2 separate regions of the Homo sapiens genome follow, and region 2 is linked to region 1. A link is a contact called in ENCODE Hi-C data. All regions are on one chromosome and are shown on one strand. Each heading gives the region's core, a stretch centred on a gene start or an enhancer-like site at or near the end of the contact. The rest is flanking DNA. Distances are from core to core; before and after follow the strand shown. Region 1 overlaps MYCBP2 (MYC binding protein 2). Region 2 has its middle 27 kb from the start of SCEL.

Region 1 (6,274 bases), core at 1,674-4,173:
TTTTATTGCCTCTGTATAAAAGAGGCAATAAATAAAACCATTTAGAGTTTTAGTGCCTCTGTATAAAAGATTTCAGAGACAGACCTACCTGGCTGAGTTTTTCCATATGTGCCACCAAAAGGGGAAAACGATGAACTAGTGTTGAGTCGTTCTCTGTACTAACTTGTTTAACAATTGATCGTAGTAATACTTCTCCATCATACGCAATCGGGAAGATGGAAGTCAGCTTAACAGACGTGTGACACAGAGCTGACATAACAGCTGCAAGGAGTCGGCTACTTGATGTCTTGAAGTTTGCTTCTTGGATATCCTTTTAAAAACAAAAATATGGCCCCCCAACCAAAAAATATAGCATCAGTATAATCTAAGTTTCTGAATACATAAAAGGTAAACCATCTTTTAAATTATACCAAAATTTTCTGTCACTCTGTCATTTAAATTGTCTTGTTATAGAATAATACTACATCTATATATTTAAAAAATTGTTTAAGTTTCTATTCAATGAAGATGAAAAATTAAGTCTGGTCAAGAAAAATCAGGCTCCTGTCCTCTAGTAAATGAGCATTTTTATATTTTCATATCCTCACAATCACAGTACTCTCTAGCACTGTTTCAAAGGGAGATGCCAAAAAGGCCCCAATTAGAATGTATCTAAGGTATTTTCAATAAGGACTGAGACTATTTTTCTCAAATAATAAATGATGCAAATTATAAATCTGTGCTATTACAAGCACATTTCACTAAGGTCACAAAATTATATTATCACATTCCATAATTTACCAAGAAAAATTAGTAGCATACTTACAAAATTTCATAAAAAAGCATTAAAGCCAACACATGATATCCTAATTCACAAAATTGTGTACACATTACCTAGTCCTTCAAACATCTGTGTTACAAAGTTAAGCATAAAAGCAGAGTAACATTCCATATGTTAAACCAACATTTGCTAAATCTAGCCTGTTCTGTAGCAAAGAAGAAAAGAACCATATCAGACTGGGAAGGTTCAGAGTGAGAGAGTAATTAAGTTGTGCACTAGTCCAGGCAATAATCTTGCCCCTGGAAATTGAGTGGTAAAACATACTACTCTGCTACATGGATGCAAAGTTGCCTGGGATGCATTAGTGATGACAATGATTTTTTTCACGAAGGAGGGCGGGGAGGCCTAGGACTTCCAGTGCACTGCTGAATATAAGTGGTGAGTGTAGATACCACGTGTCTTGTTTCCAAACTTAGGGGCATATTCAGATTTCACCAGTAAGTGGGATGTTGTTAGTGAAGATTTTTTTGTAAATATCTTTTTATCAGATTTAGGAGTTTCCTTATATCCTACTTTCCTGAGAGGTTTTCATCATTGAGTAACTGCTAGTTTCATCAACCACTGTTCCTGTAGCTATATGGAGGAAATCATCAATTTGCCTTCTTTTTTCAGTTAACATGGTAAATTACATCGATTTTCAATTATTTAACTAAGTATTTCTAAGATAAATCCCACTTGGTTATGATATATTGTTTACATGTTCAATTTGGTTTGATAATATTTTTAAGAGCATCTATGTTTCTGAGTGATATTCATCTGTAATTTTTCCTTGTAGTATCTTAGTTAGGTTTTGGTATAGGATAAAGCTAAACTCATAAAATTAGTTGGGAAGTGTTGCCTCCTGTATTTTCCAAAAGACTTTGTAAAAGGTTGACATTATTTCTTTCTTAAATGTTTAACAGAATTCATAAATGACAATATTTGGACTTGAAATTTTCTTTGTGGGAAAGTTTTTGATAATTTTTAAATGGATATGAGGCAATTCAGATTTTTCTATTTCTTAATGTGTTAGTTTTGATAAAATTATATTTTTCAAGGAATTTGTCAACTTCCTCTAAGGCTGAAAAATTCACCAGTATAAAGTTGTTTATAGTGATAGTCCCTATTTCTTTTTTTTTTTTTTTTTTTTTTTTTTTTTGAGATGGAGTATCATTCTGTCACCAGGCTGGAGTGCAGTGGCACAATCTTGCCTCAATGCAACCTTCACCTCCCGCCTTCAAGCAATTCTCGTGCCTCAGCCTCCCGAGTAGCTGAGATTACAGCTGTGCACCACCATGCCTGGCTAATTTTTGTATTTTTGGTAGAGACTGAGTTTTGCCATGTTAGGCTGGTCTCGAACTCCTGACCTCAAGTGATCCACCCACCTCAGCCTCCCAAAGTGCTGGGATTACAGGCATGAGCCACCGTGCCCGGTGAACCCCTATTTCACTTTTGATTATGGTATTTCATGTTTTTTCTTTCTCTCTTCTCTCCCAGTCAGGTTTGCTAGGAGTTTACCAACTTTTTTTCTTCAAAAAACCAACTTTTAGCTGTGTTAATTTTCTCTACTTTCTATTTCATTGATTTCTGCTCTTATCTTTATTATTTCCTTCCTTCCTTCTAACTTTGGGTTAGATTTGCTTTTCCTTCTAGATTCTTAACATAGCAGCTTAGGTCACTGATTTTAAACCTTTCTTCTTCATATAAGCATTTAAGGGTATAAAGAGCTCTTTTAAGCAATGCTTTAGCTAAATCCCACAAATTCTGATATTATGTTTTTATCTTTCTATGTGAAACATTTTAAAATTTCCTTTATAACTTCTTCTTTGATCAACTGCTTACTTAGAAGTGCTGTCATTTTCCAAATGTTTGGTGCTTTTTCTGGATATCCTTTGCTATTGATTTTTACTGTAATTCTACTGTGGTCTGAAAATATATTCTTTCACATTTTAATCTTTTGAAATTTATTAAGACATTTTATGGTCTAGCATATGATCTACCTTAGTGAATGGTCCCAAATATTTCTTTTAAAAATCATGTGTACTTGAAAAGAATATGTATTTTGCAGTTTCATATCCTGTTTTGTAAATGTCAGATCAAGATGGTTGACAGTACTGTTCAAATCTGCATCGCTGATGTTTTTGGCCTAGTTCCTCTATTAATTACTGAAAGAGGAGTGTTAAAGTCCCCAGCTGTCAATGTGAATCTATTTCTCCCTGTAGTTCTGTCAGTGTTTTGCCTCAGGTGTTGTGAAACTCTGTGACTTGGTGCATAAAGGTTTACAAAGGTTGTGGCTTCCTCATGAATGAATGAACAATGCTAGTATGACTGTTCTCTCAGCTCTCTCTCCTTCCTGTTCTCACAGATGAGGGTGGCGGGGGCCTCCTGGTGCTATCCCTGCTCTCCCCTGGTCACTATGGTTCTTTTCCTCTCTCCCTCTCTCAGAATCACTCACTCCAATTCAAAAACCAATCAGCAACTGCACAATGTGCCTACCAATTTTGTAACTAAAAGATGATGAAGCAGATTTAAAAAATTTTAAACTTTGCTTATATAAGTCATGTACACCGAATGATTTCCTAATTTATCTTTTATACAAGTTAAGAAGATATGGCAACTGCAATTTATTTTCTTGAAGAGTATTAAGCAATATATCAGATTTTCAACTAACATTTTACAAACTTAAATTACCTGATCCAAACAATTCAGCAGATCACAAAGGCAAGCCCACTGTAAGGCAGGAGTTGGGTAGAAAGAATGAAAGCAGGCAGTGAAAGTATTATGACATTCCTGAAGGACAGCTTCTAGAAGACTCAAGGGTTGACTGAGATATCCTTGAGGATCATTATCCAATTTCACCATGCAGTGATCAACTCCTTCTGATAAAATTTTTCTTAACAAAGTTCTGGTTTTTCCAATACACTCTGCTAATTTGCTAGTTTCTTCTACAACTGCTTTTCCTGTAGCTTTGAGGGGGAAAAAGCAGATTGGTAATTAAGCAAAATATTAAATATGCATGAAAACAATCAATATAATTCAGTAATTCCCTATACAGCTAAGTATCACAAGTACTAATATCTTAGAAATGAAACAACTTAGAGATTAAGTGTAGTCCCAATTTTTAATCTAAATGGAAGGGGGAATAAAAACCTAGTTTCAGCATTTAAGTCCAAATTGCTTGTTCAAAATATTTCTATTTGACAGAATTTGTTTAAAATTAAACTTTATTAGATTATTTAACTTTGGCCCACTATTACTTTTTGTATCAGAATGACATGTAATCTATTTTACTCTTTATAAGCAAATACATAAGCATCATAGCAAGCTGACTTTCTCCCCTCATTTTAGAAGCAGCTTAAATGCAGCTGGGGGGCATAAACTCTCAGTTATCTCAAAGTAAATCTTCTCAATGTCTCTAATATTTTCTCCCTATAGTCATTTAAAAAAAATGCATCATACCTGACACTGGGTAAATTTCACAGGTATAGACACGCAATAACCTCAGACAACAGGTACCCACAAAGCGCAGTCTCTCTAAATCTAGGAGTGTAGCTGTGAACTGGAATCCTTTTAATCCTCTAAGTTCTTCAACTCCTAAGACTAAGGTGGTCCAGCTCCAGTGAAGAATACTCAACAATGACTCAAAACATTCCTAATCCAGAATATGAAAAAACAGACAACAATTAATTCAAATGATACCATAAACGGAATCAAATGGAAAGGCAATGGTAGACAACTTCAAAACTTTCTTTTGAATTTTTTTACTGAGTTTTTTAATTGAATTTTTTTTACTGAGCCCAAGACACTTTTATAGTTCATTTATTAAATTACCCTCAACAGTAACTTTGAAGTTTGTTACAAAAAAGGTAAAGTAGTTAAGCATTTCTAAAAACAACATTCTTCAATATTTACCTATTTAAAAATAAATTTTTCAGTGTTCCTGCTACCCAGCTATCTAGCTTATCATATAAACAAGGGAAAAATGAGAAGCACTTATAAAACAATGCATGTTTACTTGAAAGAAAAATAAAGCTTTTTACAGTCACTGTAGTAAAAAATAAAATAGAGTTTTAGTGTTAGATATCAGTAACAGTATCAAATAACTTATTTTATGTCTATATATTAAAATTTGCAATACAAACTACAGTCAATTTTTGATAAATACATTAATAGAAGATAAAAATTGACTAGAAAATACTAAAAAATTCCTATTTTGATTATTTAAAATTCTAGCATATGAGTTTAAGATGGTAGATTTTCTTTGCAGTTCTAGTCTTCTGGTTTTATCATGGTTAAATGACAACAGATACCACCTGAATCTCAAAGCAGAGCACTTACTGCCCCATTCCCACCAAATCCCAGAGCTCCTGAAAACGAGTTTATAGATTCAATTTTTTTTTTTTTTTTTTTTTGAGATAGAGTCTTCCTCTATCACCCAGACTGGAATGCAATGGTGTGATCACGGGTCACTGCAACCTCAACCTCCTGGACTCAAGCTATCCTCTCACCACCCCCTCAGCCTCCCAAGCAGCTGGGACTACAAGTGCGCACCACCATACCCAGCTAATTTTTAAGTTTTTTTAGATGGGGGTTTCACTATATTGCCCTGGCTGGTCTTGAACTCCTGAGCTCAAGCAATCCTCCTGCCTCGGCCTCCAAAAGTGCTGGGATTATAGGCGTGAGCCAATGTGCTAAGCCCTATAGTTTACCTTTTAAAGAAATGACTGAATAAGTTTTGTATATAAAGTCTACAATTACCTAATGGCCACAAAACCACTTAAACATAAATACAAAGGGGTTACCAAGCACAGAAAAGTGAGATCACTAAAGAAAGCATAACAGAGTCAAAGATCCTTATTTGAATCAAAAGATACCAAACTCAACTTAAGACTAATAGGATGCAAAGTTACCAAGAAGCCAAAGTTCTCATAGTCTTTTATTCAAAGCACAAGCTCTACAAACTGCCATGGCTCTTTTGGAAGGTCAACTTTGAGAGGATATACCAAACTTTAAATGGGCATATTTCCAGTAGAAGTATGCACATAAGTACACAAGTATTTAAAGATGTATGTGTATAGATGCTCATGAAGCAAGATGAAATAACAAAAAATGAGAATCAAAGTGGTTCTTTGATAGATATCAGATTGAATAAATTAGAATAATGGTACGCAAACGGAGAAGACTGACAGAGCCAAATGTACTGCCAGGGAAGGATGTCCATGATATATAATACGAAATTTTCTAAAAAAGATGAAAACTGTAAGTATCGTAAGAAACAAGCAAGCATGTTGTAGAGCATCCTGTATTTGATACGTACTAATAAGTTTTTTTGCATATAAAAATGGTCTGGGAAGGCCGGGTGCGGTGGCTCACACCTGTAATCCCAGCACTTTGGGAGGCCGAGGCGGGTGGGTCATGAGGTCAGGGGTTCGAGACCAGCCTGTTCGAGGTCAGGGGTTCGAGACCACCACCAAC
Region 2 (6,274 bases), core at 2,616-5,115, 320 kb after region 1:
TAGTGACAGTGCACATAAGAAAAAAATTTACCCCTTTGTTTTTCTGTCCTAACAACGTCTGGCTCTAAACAATTCTATAACATACACATACAGGTACACATTGAATATATACATTTTTAAATCAAGTATTATTTCAACAATGCTTTGAATAAATTTACAGGAACCCAGTGGGGTTTTTTCCTTTCAGTAAGACTAATCCCTAGATTTGAAAATTGATTGAATTGAGGGGTATGACAAGTTCAAATTCAAACATTATCATCACCTCAATATTAAACTAACCATAAAAATATTCCATATATAAAACATGATTAAAAATAATCACTGTCATAGTAGTTAGAAAATAAGGCTTCCTTCACCTGAAATTTTGTCCATTTGAAGAGGGAAGTGGACCACAGTAGGGAGGGTTGAAGACTGGAGACTCCCCAAAGAGCTCCCTGATATTTATTATCATCAGCAACAGAAATCCCAGAACACGGCCGGGTGCAGTGGCTCACGCCTGTAATCCTAGTGCTTTGGGAGGCCGAGGCAGGCGGATCACAAGGTCAGGAGATCGAGACCATCCTGCCTAACGCGGTGAAACCCCATATCTACTAAGAATACAAAAAATTAGCTGGGCGTGGTGGCGGGCGCCTGTAGTCCCAGCTACTCGGGAGGCTGAGGCAGGAGAATGGCGTGAACCCTGGGAGGCAGAGCTTGTAGTGAGCCGAGATCTCGCCACTGCACTCCAGCCTGGGCGACAGAGCGAGACTCCATCTCAAAAAACATAAAACAAACAAACAAAAGAAATCCCAGAACACTTTTTATTTATGAGAAGATGGCAATGAAATGTGTGTACTAAATTATAGTGCTTCTTTTTCTTCCATTTCTGAAAGCAGTGACATTCCTATTGGTGCACTTTAAAAAGGAAGCTAAAGTCAGAAGTGGATTGCTGCCTCCTGCTCTTTTTTTTATATTTTAACTTTTAGGTTCTGGGGTACATGTGCAGGTCTGTTATATGTGTAAACTCATTACTTGAGGGTTTGGTGTACAGATTATTTTGTCACCCGTTACTAATCATAGTACCCAACTGCTTTTTGTTTGTTTGTTTTCTGAACCTCTCCCTCTTCCCACCCTCATAACATTGAAAAATGTGTTCTTACATGTAATTGGGAAAGTAATTTCCTAAAAAGAATTTAATTAAGCCTTAAATAATAGGCTTCTGTCACCTGCATCCTTCTCAAAGCTGACTTACTGCTTCACTTTTTTTTTTTTTTCTGACTTAACCAAAGATAATGGACCTTTTGAGGTTCTGGCTGTAGGTTTGTTCCTGGTAAGTGGGCTTGAAGTATTGTGAGATCAAATCCAAAATGGTATTTTTTTAAACTAGGCTACCATGTGAATACCATTTCCCACCAAAAGTAACAGAAGAGTTCATGAACATGGAAAAAAAAAGTATTCTTTTAGCAGCTTGATACACAAGGCTTCATTATTTTTCTTACTTTGTTTCCCTCTAGTGCCCCAAAGTGAAAAGTGCATGGGTATTTTATATGGAGATGTCCAATTCAATTAATTTATTCATTAAAAAGAAATTGATTAGATTCATTCTTATTGTCCCTTTTAGAACTTGGGTACTACTGCTCCTTTTTAGGACATAAAGTCCTGAATCCCCTGTACTCCGCGATCCCACCAATACCGCTAAACACCTCTTCTTGGTCATACTCAGATTTCAGAACCAAGCAGATGATTGTGATTGTGTTTGTTTCCATGTCTTCTGCCTAGTTCTTATTTTTTTAAAAAATTTTTTTTGGCTTGGCGGGGGGTGGTCCTGAATTTAATAGGGCTACAAACTATAATCATAGGCAGGCATTAGGCTCAAGTTGGAACAATTTTTAACTAAAATGACTTAATATAATCACTTAATTTACTTTGTTATGCAATAACTCATAGTAATTTTTTTTTTTTTTTTTTTTTTTTTGAGACGGAGTCTCGCTCTGTCGCCCAGGCTGGAGTGCAGTGGCGCAATCTCGGCTCACTGCAAGCTCCGCCTCCCGGGTTCACGCCATTCTCCTGCCTCAGCCTCCCAAGTAGCTGGGACTACAGGCGCCCGCCACTACGCCCGGCTAATTTTTTGTATTTTTAGTAGAGACGGGGTTTCACCGTTTTAGCCGGGGTGGTCTCGATCTCCTGACCTCGTGATCCGCCCGCCTCGGCCTCCCAAAGTGCTGGGATTACAGGCGTAACTCATAGTAATTTTTAAGAAGGGGGAAATGCATAAAAAATGGACTACGTAGTCCATTTTTGACCTGGAGACATCATCCTTTGTCACATTTACAGTTACTCATGAGCATTTGTCTCTCCCCTAGTTTTAAAAAAGAGAACAATGATCAGGGCTTGCAACCACAGCAAGTGTTATTACCAGGGAGAATTATTATCTTGCTGATCATTCTAGGTGAGACTGCATATGCTTTGTGGTCACTGTGGGCTGGTGCTCTGGAGCAGTGATTCAGAGGCACTTACAATTTCTTTTGGCAGAATGCCGGGTATACATAGCGAAATGATATTTTTATGGCTTTTCTAGGGTTTGATGATCTCACATTTCAGGCTGGACAACTTCCCATAGTGATAGACCTATTATTAATTAGAGAATGTACGTGTGACAACCAGTAAGGGATGCTTTTGTTTTTTTCTCAAAGAAGAAGGTACTCAATGGACCATCTGGGGAACACATGATGTACTGTGAGGTTGTCCCACCCTGATCTTTTGTGGTCTCAAATATGTGACCAGACGCCTTATATTCCATTCTTGACTGTTCTCCATCAGATAAGAATCAGGCAACACAGTAAAAACAGTGCTCTGATTTCAGGCAATAAGTTCTTTAATACCTTTTTAAAGCTCAAGGTAGAATTGTTGAGCTGCAAGTGACAGCCTGCTTATTTAGAGTTAGAACAGGAGAGATTGAGATGAAGTAAACCTGGATGGGATGCTTTCTTTGGCATGATTTTAAAGACACTTGGCAATAATCTTCAAAGGAGGGTGTGTGTTTATCTTTCTTGGCATGGCTTTTGTTTTACTTCTGAAGCCCCACCTTTTCTTTCGGGTAATTTTTTTTCCCCAGTATGTCTGGCAACTGTGCTGAGGCTGCCCACAGTGCCAACTTTTCTGGGTAACTTAGGGAAAAAAATTGAATATGAATTTTTGCTGTCAAGTAGAAAAAGAATATCCAAATGATTGCTTTGCAGTTGAGTGTTGCTTGCTATGTTGAGATGATCATAGAGCAATCTGAGAACTCCAAAATTTTGGTAACTTATTTATATAGAACTCAGTGAAGTGAGCCTTTAAAACGAGAGAAAATATCAATGAACATTCTGTTTTACTTAAAAAAGTTATTCCAGTTCAATTACCATTACCACCAATTTCATTTTTCAATGGAAATCATAAGTACTGAATGTAACGGTTTAGGATTTTAAGCTCTCATGTGGTTGTAGACCCAAAATTTAAGATAGAAATGTATAAGAAGGACTAATTCTTAATCCAAAAATACAGTGGTCAAGTGAGTGAGTTATTGCTTCCTGGCCTTTTGGCTAAGATCAAGTGAAGTGCGTGGGTTTTAAAGGCAGACAATCTTTGAAAACATACTCTACTACTTACTAGCTGGAAGAACTCTATGAGGCTAAAGATTCCATAAAATTAAGGGTCTTTTCTTTCTTTTATGCCATTCTGCCTCTAGTATCTGGCAACTTGCCTGACACATAGTAAAAGCACAACTACAGAAGGTTTTTTCTTCCTGTGGATGAAAATTCTTTTCCAGTTAAGTGCTTTCACATAGAAAGATTGACCTTTTTCTCGTTTCTGAAGATCGGTTGGGTTCTGCCAAGAATCATATGCTTGAGAAGATGAAACATCACTTAGAAATCTGACATCTTTGCTTCCTGTTTCCTATTATGCTGCTCATTGTTGAGAATGCCATTTAAATTGTTCCTGAACCCACTTCCTTATAGATTGGTTACATGAGGTTAGAAATCACTTAACATTAAATGTTTTAACATTGAAATGAAGGAACTCTCAGCATTTAGAGACAAAAGAGGGCAGAGTCATTGAGGCTAAGGAAAAGAATTATATTTTTCTGTTAAAACCTTCTGTTGTATGATATCTTCTACATTCTATGACCTATAATCATCAGGGAATTTTGTCACTGCCAAAATTAACTCAGATTTTATAACCAAATTAAACTTTGAGAAGTCAGTTCTCAAAGTCTTCCATGATTGAATGATACTTGTGTGGAATGTAAATTGTACTCATTTGGAATATCTCGAATGGCTGCCTATCAGTTCACTTAATTTCCTCAACCTTACACGAGCAATTACCATGTGACTGGCCTGAGCTAGCATCAGGGGACTAGACATGAATATAGACATTTCATATCTAAAAATTTATCCTGTAGTTTGCCATATTGACATGAAAACAAAGAAAATGTGACATAATGGAAGATGTATAAAATAATGGTGAATATCACAATGGGAGGTGTTCATAGACTGATAATTGCCCACCCAGTATTAATTCTTCTTCTCTTTCTTATAGCAGAAACCCGATTCTATACCAGGTGGCAAAATATCCAGCTGAAGGCCCCATTTTTCTATCCTCTCTTGTAGCTGCGTGTGACCATGGACTAAATTCTGGCTAATAATATGCAAATGAAAGTTTTTGGGTTGAATTTGGGGAAAAGTTCCCTTAGCTTGGGGAGAAATGACTGGGGCTTGCTAGCTGGAATGTGGACGTGATGTGGTTGTGGAATGCGGATGTGTTGGCTGTAGCTCTAGCAGACACCCTGAAGCATGATGTGATCTTAAGCATGGAAGTCATGTACAAAGGATGTCAGGGAACAAAGATAGAAGGACCCTGGACACTGATTACTGAGCAGAACCCTGGATTGACTCTCCCTCAAGTTGGGTGTAGAAATGCATTTCTGTCTAGTTTAAGTCACTGCTACTTTCACTCTGTTACTAAGGTATAAATGCAATTTCAGATGACATGAAAGGTATATTAAGAGTTTCTTTTTAGAGAAAAGTGTTGCCAAAGGTATTCATAGAGGAAATAATGCTTTGGCAGATTATTTTAAAGGACAAACAGGAGGAGTTGTCCAGGTTACAGGAGAGAGATGAGGAATCCATGGAAGAATATTTGGTGTTACTGCATATGTCATTAGAATTATTATTATTATTATTATTATTATTTTTTGAGACAAGGGCTCACTCTGTTGCCCTGGCTGGAGTGCAGTGGCATAATGTTGGCTCACTGCAGCCTCGATCTCCCAGGCTCAAGTGATCCTCCTACTTCAGCCTCCTGAGTAGCAGGGACCACAAGCATGCATCATAATGTCCAGGTGTTTTTAAAAAATTATTTCTTGTAGGGACAGGGTCTCACCCTGTTGCCCAGGCTGGTCTCAAATTCCTGGGCTCAAGTGATCCACCTGCCTCAGGCTCCAAAAGTGCTGGGATTACAGGCATGAGCTACTGCACCCAGTCTGATTTTTAATTTGAATTTTTTATTTGGAAATAACTGCATACTTAGAAAAATGTTGCAAGAATGAGAATAACACTAAGAACATCTCTTATACCCTTTACTCAGGTTCATCTATTGTCATCATTTTATGTCATTTGTTTGTAATTTGCTGTCTTGACTCTTCACGATTTACCATTATTTTACCAATATAAATTGTACAAATCATGGCTTTTTACCCCAGTATCACTTTACCCTAAAATATTTTACTGTGCATTTCCTAATAATAGAGATATTCTCTTTCTTTTTTGGGGGGTGAGGGGGTTTATGGAAAAGTCAAGTTCTAACAAAAATACAATGAAAGTTTTTCATCCAAAGTCCTAAGGAGTACCAAAGTAGAATTGAAGGCAAAACACCCATACTAAACACAACTAATCTTACATAGAACATGTTATTCATTCTAATAAAAACCATTCTGGCTGGGTGCGGTGGCTCACGCCTGTAATCCCAGCACTTTGGGAGGCCAAGGCAGGCAGATCACTTGAGGTCAGGAGTTTGAGACCAGCCTGGCCAACATAGTGTAAGAAAAATGGCTGCGCTTTAGTCAGGAGTAGGCTGAGGTGGCCTTCTGGTGCAGCATTACTCAGCGTGTTTGGAGAGCAGATGCACGACCCCACACATTATGTAACCAGGCCATGTGAGGCACATTAGATGATCACCCACATGAGCTCGTGCTTGGCTTGGAGCCACTATTGTCTGTAAAAGGTATAATTACCCTGCTAACATTGTACATATGGCT

What was found. A loop is a pair of places that touch in the nucleus more often than their neighbours do. Pooled maps may share reads with other maps.
Region 2: a loop to region 1 is called in a pooled map, with 2.2 times the contacts of the local background. The contact joins two enhancer-like sites. A Hi-C loop is called at or near these places in 2 of 37 single-sample maps with no recorded cell type and 3 of 50 pooled maps.

Annotation. Positions count from the first base shown.
Region 1 is chr13:77,181,613-77,187,886 of GRCh38, forward strand. It overlaps MYCBP2 (MYC binding protein 2), which reads right to left. Exons shown (of 83, transcript NM_015057.5): 31 at 4,259-4,451; 32 at 3,491-3,765; 33 at 89-310. Among named protein-coding and RNA genes, the nearest start is that of MYCBP2-AS2, 100 kb to the left of the region's middle. RefSeq lists an enhancer at 3,174-3,223. Within about 2 kb of position 2,924, at least 4 of the 41 ENCODE cell types and tissues checked have a DNase peak (open chromatin) inside an H3K27ac peak, as active enhancers do.
Region 2 is chr13:77,505,571-77,511,844 of GRCh38, forward strand. No RefSeq gene overlaps it. Among named protein-coding and RNA genes, the nearest start is that of SCEL, 27 kb to the right of the region's middle. Within about 2 kb of position 3,866, at least 4 of the 41 ENCODE cell types and tissues checked have a DNase peak (open chromatin) inside an H3K27ac peak, as active enhancers do.